Regions from separate parts of the Mus musculus genome. Here region 1 is linked to region 2. The links are chromatin loops, found by intact Hi-C in ENCODE. Cell type or tissue: heart. All regions are shown on one strand. Each heading gives the region's core, and the rest is flanking DNA. Links, peaks and the distances in the headings are about the cores only. Region 1 holds the start of Gm49249 (a long non-coding RNA gene). Region 2 has its middle 6.8 kb from the start of Nipbl.

What was found. Hi-C counts contacts between places; a loop is a spot of excess contacts. Peaks named below come from ENCODE experiments on the same cell type or tissue, not always from the same donor. Only the 100,000 strongest peaks of a DNase experiment are listed, where the experiment ranks them.
Region 1: it touches region 2 in a loop (2.5-fold over the local background); 2 of 42 quality-filtered maps call a loop at or near these places.

The regions. Positions count from the first base shown.
Region 1 is chr15:8,510,468-8,513,392 of GRCm38, reverse strand. Gm49249 (a long non-coding RNA gene) reads right to left here and starts at 2,164. Exons shown (of 3, transcript XR_003951627.1): 1 at 1,001-2,164. In heart, for the core only: no CTCF peak of the experiment used is centred there; a DNase peak (open chromatin) is centred at 1,362.
Region 2 is chr15:8,449,822-8,452,746 of GRCm38, reverse strand. It overlaps a transcript of Nipbl not described here. Among named protein-coding and RNA genes, the nearest start is that of Nipbl, 6.8 kb to the right of the region's middle. In heart, for the core only: a CTCF peak has its summit at 1,524 (motif pointing left); a DNase peak (open chromatin) is centred at 1,496.

The DNA.
Region 1 (2,925 bases), core at 244-2,743, 61 kb before region 2:
TGAGCATCTCTCCGTCTCTCTGTCTCTCTCTCATCAGGATTCTTCTGCTCAGTAGCATTGCTTCCTACCCTGGTCTCTCAGTTCCATTGACCATCTCAGCTGAAATGATCCTTTGTGAGCCTCAGCGCACACTCTGAAGGCAGGGGCTGGGGGTGGGTGTTGCTGTGAGTGGGTCAGCGACATGACTGTGATGGATCCCTTTGAGTTCTCTGGCATGATCAATTAGACCGGAGTAGACAGACCACCAGCGTGTGCCCTTCTTGAACAAGAGAGGCAAAGACAGACATTTGCAGGCTGACATCTGTGAATGATTAGCCTGCTGCCACTACTTGAACGGCACATTATAGCATAGCTTCATGGTATATTATTTTAAGGGCCACTTCATTTTCTCACATTTTTGTTCAGTGTATGTACATGTGCCTCAATGAGTTTATATGTGTCACATGTATGCAGGTGTCCAAGGAGCACAAAGGTTATCAGATCTCCTGAAACTGAAGTTACAGGCCAGCTGCCCAACATAGGTGCTGGGAATATGGATTGGGGGACCGGCATCCTTTGCAAGAACAGTAAATGCTCTTGACTGCTGAGCCATCTCTCCAGCCTCTGCTTTCACCGTTTCTCAAAATGTACTCTAATCTCAGTCGAATTTCAAACAGGAAGCATCTGTTTATATCAAAGGGACTTTAATACGAAAGGATTGGTAACATAGGAGATGGAGATAAACAGCATCCAGTACCAGCAATGGCTATTGGTTCCCTGGGCTGCAAGGACAAGAAGATACTTACCTGTAGATACTAGAATCCCAGAGCCACACCTGCTACTGGAGGTGCTGCTGAGGCAGCCAGAAGGGAAGAACTACCCCTGCAATTCTATTCTTTTCCTGTCCCAGTGTCCTTGTGGCCACTATTGCCCACACAGGAACCCAGCACCTGTGTATGTTTAGGTTGCTGTAACAGAATAATGACCTGGCCAGTTTAAACAGCAGACATCTTCTACTTACAGTTTCAGGGGCTGTGAAGTTGAAGGTCAGTGTGCCGGCTCTTTCTAGCTTGGAGACAGCTGTCTTCTTGCTGTATCTTTGTGTGTTCAAAAGAGACCTATACACGTCTTTTTTTTTCTTTTTATAAAACCATGGCCCCGTCAGATTAGGGATCCATCAAAGTTTTAGTGTGAAAAGGCTCGAGCGTTTCATCCTTTGATTCTCAGCTGCTGTCACTATTTTAGGAGACTGTGGGATCTTTGGGAAGTGGAGACTAGAGAGAGGAAGTGGGTCACTGGGCGAGAGAGTCTAAGATTTTATAGAGTGGCCTCGTTTCCTGTTGCCTCAATTTCATGGCGATAAGCCCGGAAGTGAGTAAGCCGCCTCCTGCTCCTGAAGCCGCAGCTTGAAGCTGCTCCACAGCTTCCACAGCCTCCCACACCCCAACCCCACAAACCATGGTCCAAACAAACCCTTCCTCCTTTGAGTTGCTTCTGGTCAAGTATTTGTTCACAGCAATAACAAAAGTTGCTGAAACAGCCCCTACTTTTCTGACCTCATTAATCTTCCAAAAGACGCTGTTTCCAAATATTGTCACCAACAGGGGTTAGAATTTCAGCATATGAGTTGGGTGGAGAGCGAACAAATCAACAGAATCACAAAGAAATGAGACTTCTCCCCTAACTCCACCTCCACACTACCAACATACGCATTCTACTGTGAAACAGAGAGGGCAATAAATAGATCTGAGGGCAAACAGTGAGAGGTCTTTTCAGAATAAATGTGTTCAGGGCCAGAGCCATACCAGGTCCTAACCCAGGTCTTCTAATTCCAGATCCAGCTGACAGTGAGTTCCGTTGAGCCCTCAATATAAAGGGCAGCTCTCCTGGGCTCATCCTTTTCTGAATTTCCATGCTATTTTCTTTCTTTATCTTGTGATTCATCAATGGTTACTCTCTTACTTTCTTGTGAGCAATATTCTATCATTGATACATCCAAATGTATCAATATTATAAGATCAAGAATCGTGAAGATTTCAAGTGGCAGCCTTCTGATTGATTTCACATCCTGTACCTGCTAGATAACCACTTTTATTGAATAATTTCTTCCGCCAATTTAGCAAATGTTGTTAAGAATAGTTCTACCGGAACAAGGATTATACCAATAGATATGCTAATGTGTGTATAGGAGAAAGACTGAAGGGTGTGAACATCACATAAAGAAATACAGGCGGGGCTGGTGAGATGGCTCAGTGGGTAAGAGCACCCGACTGCTCTTCCAAAGGTCCAGAGTTCAAATCCCAGCAACCACATGGTGGCTCACAACCATCCGTAACGAGATCTGACTCCCTCTTCTGGAGTGTCTGAAGACAGCTACAATGTATTTCCATATAATAAATAAATAAATCTTTAAAAAAAAAAAAAGAAATACAGGCTACTAAGGAATACGGAGAACAGAAGAAATAGTCTTCCCCAGGGAAGAGCACACCAACAGGCTATCCAATACTGAGTGGTCAGCCCTGAATTATAGACACACAAGTAACATTATATAGACTGTGATGGCTCTATTTATGTGTTTAGGAATATATATTCATTTTTATATATAAATATATAAACAAAATAAAAAAGAGGTCAGGGCACGCCTTTAATCCCAGCACTTGGGAGGCAGAGGCAGGTGAATTTCTGAGTTCAAGGCCAGCCTGGTCTACAGAGTGAGTTCCAGGACAGCCAGGGCTACACAGAGAAACCCTGTCTCGGGAAAAAAAAAAAAAAAAAAAAAAAGAAAGAAAGAAAAAAAAGAGTCTAGAATGTGAGAGAGAACAAGGGGGTGTGTACATGGCGTGGCTGGGGGAGTAAGGAAGGGGGAAATAATGTAATTATATATCTTAATTTTAAAAACTATTTAAAAATAATAGTTCCATTATTTCTTTTTAAAAACTGCATTAT
Region 2 (2,925 bases), core at 300-2,799:
CAGAATTAGTGGCACATACTGATGTACAAATTTCCCAATTTTCTTTTCTTTTTTTTTTTTTTCTTTTTTTTGGTTTTTTGAGACAGAGTTTCTCTGTATAGCCCTGGCTGTCCTGCCAATTTTCAATGCCATTAAGTCTCACTGAATTTAAGTTTTTGTTTAGTTTATAATGAAGATGTTTTGTATGATAGTAGTTAAGAGTTGAAGGAATACATTTTCTAAATGAATAAATGCAAGTTAACATACCTTTGGCTAAAACTTGCCTGGATTCATTATCTGAAAGTTCAGATAGCATTTCTGCAATTGTATATTGGGTAAGTGGCTAGGCTACCACAATTCAGTTCATTATTCAATCGTATAACAGTGTCTGGGTCTTTAAGTCTATTTTGATGCAGTTAGTTCTACTTGAAATAATAACAAATAGATCATACCTGTTCATTCAACATATAACTAACTACTCATTAGGCATTTTGAGGCTCCTGCAAGAGACCTTCAAAGCTTTCCCTTATCATTGTAACTCCTGCAGTCTTATAAAACTTATCATTGTAACTCCTGCAGTCTTATAAAACTAGTATTGTATTATTTGTTGTGTTTATAATGGATACTGAAGTCTATTTTCAAACTTCATTGTGGAAAATCACTTCAATGTAATAATACTCTAACAAAAATGTATTTTGCTTTAAGTGTATATAAAATTCAACAAGTTTTTGATCTAGTTATTTGCATTTTAAAATGTGTCTACTTAGAAATCAATTTCGACTTTAAACACAAAATACTAAGAACTGTTGACTCTGACACCTGGGTAGCAGTTTGCCATGGCTCCAAGTTACTGTTTTCTCTCTGTTCACCATAGCCTGGAATACTGTGACATTTCCACTTCTTCTGCGCTGTATTCCGATTTAAGTTTCCTCTGCCTCATGGTTGGTCCTCTCTGCTTTGTTCTGATTCACATTTCACCTTCCCCCACTCACCCAGGGCAAAAAGAAACTCAGTATCTTGATGTTAGCACATTTTGTAGCCTGAGTTTTTAACATCTTGGTTTTTTTTTGTTTTTTTGTTTTGGTTTTTCAAGACAGGGTTTCTCTGTATAGCCCTGGCTGTCCTGGAACTCACTCTGTAGACCAGGCTGGCCTCAAACTCAGAAATCCACCTGCCTCTGCCTTCCGAGTGCTGGGATTAAAGGCGTATGCCACCATGTCTGGCTTAACATCTTGTTTTAAAGAGATGTCTTTTGTGCCATTCTCCCAAGAGCTGTTTCTAATTTAATCAGAAATGTAAAATCGCTTAACATAAAAATTTTTGGGTTCACATGTATTCTTTTTTCCCAATTTGCTCCCTATAAAGTAATTTTGAAGGTTAACTATGTCACCATAGCCACATCTGATACAGTAGTAGCCTTTGTCTCTCTCTGATTGCTTTTTGCTACACTAAACAGGAGAACAGCTGCCACAACAGTTAAATTCAAAACAGGAAGTCATGTGGTCTTCCTAACGCTTGCCTTTCAAGGGCGACTCACTCCCCCTGCTGGTTAGTAGTAGTAGTATTCAGAGTACACAGGTTTGGTCCAACTGGATCATTTTATCTCTTATAAAACTTATGCTTAGCCACTTTAAAAAAATGTAAGATTTAATGTATCTGTCACTGGAAGGAATCCAGTATTAGCAGCTTTAAAAAACACTTCTGGTTTGGTTTGGTTTTGAAGCAGGTTCTTGATATGTACACACAAACTGGTCTCTAAGATGTGGTGAAAACCAACACCTTTTAAGGCTCTTAAGTAGACCACAACAATAAAATACTGTAATCTAATAGAGTAAATAAGATGAAAAAAAAAGATGTTTAAATATTATTAAAAATCTCAGCATGATATAATCCTTATTTTCTTTGGGTTATTTTTTTTTTCATTGTATACTTCTTTTGATTCTGTTCACAGTTCTTGTATATTTTCCTTTTTAACATTCTGTATGCAATTTTAATCACATGTATGTAAATAGACAATAAATTGGGTAGCAAATCAAAGTTAATTAAGAAATAATATACTTAAGCTATACAGAAAACCCTCATTGAATAGTTTTTTTGAATGGAAATGCATTTTTATCATTTAAAACATAACTTATAATATTCTGTAAAAGATGGCAATTCCTGTACTGACAATATGGGTATAAAAGTTAAGAGAAATTGGGAGGGAATGGAACAGAAACCTAACATTTGTCCCATGTTTATTATTTTAATGTTAGCTTACAAAATGCACCAAAATAGATGTTGATCCATGAGAAAAATGCTTTTTCTGTGAAGCTTGAATCATAATTCACACTTTATATCAACATTTTCATTACCTTGAAGGTGCCTTCCTGAAAAGAGTATCAAGTCTTCTTTAAAATATCTATTGTTCTGCTAAAATTCACTATTTTATAGGCAACATTATAACATTTCTTTTTTTATATTTTCTAGGGCAAATAGTAACTAAACTTTGTTTTGTTTTAAAGCTACACAATGGAAAAAAAATCCCCCTTTTGCTTATAACTCACAGTAAGAAATACAGTTTAAAAAACAACCCAGTAAAGCACACACATATAAACAAGATACATATTTATTTTAACATATGAGCTGTGTGGTGGTAGTGCAAGTCTTTAATCCCAGTACTTGGGAGGCAGAGGTAGGTGGATCTGTCTCGGATTTCAAGGCCAGCCTGGTCTACAAGTTCCATGACAGTCAGTTTAAGAGAAATGCTGTCTTGAAAAACCAAAACTAAACAACAACAAAATACGCCTTTACCATGTCCAATGCACTTAGATTCCTATTTTCAATAAATATACTGTCATATTTTTTGTCATAATAATTTTATGACTTTATGATAATGCATTTAAATTTAAGATAATCCTGCAAGCGCTCTGATAACAAGCTAACCCAGCCCAAAGAACATTGAAA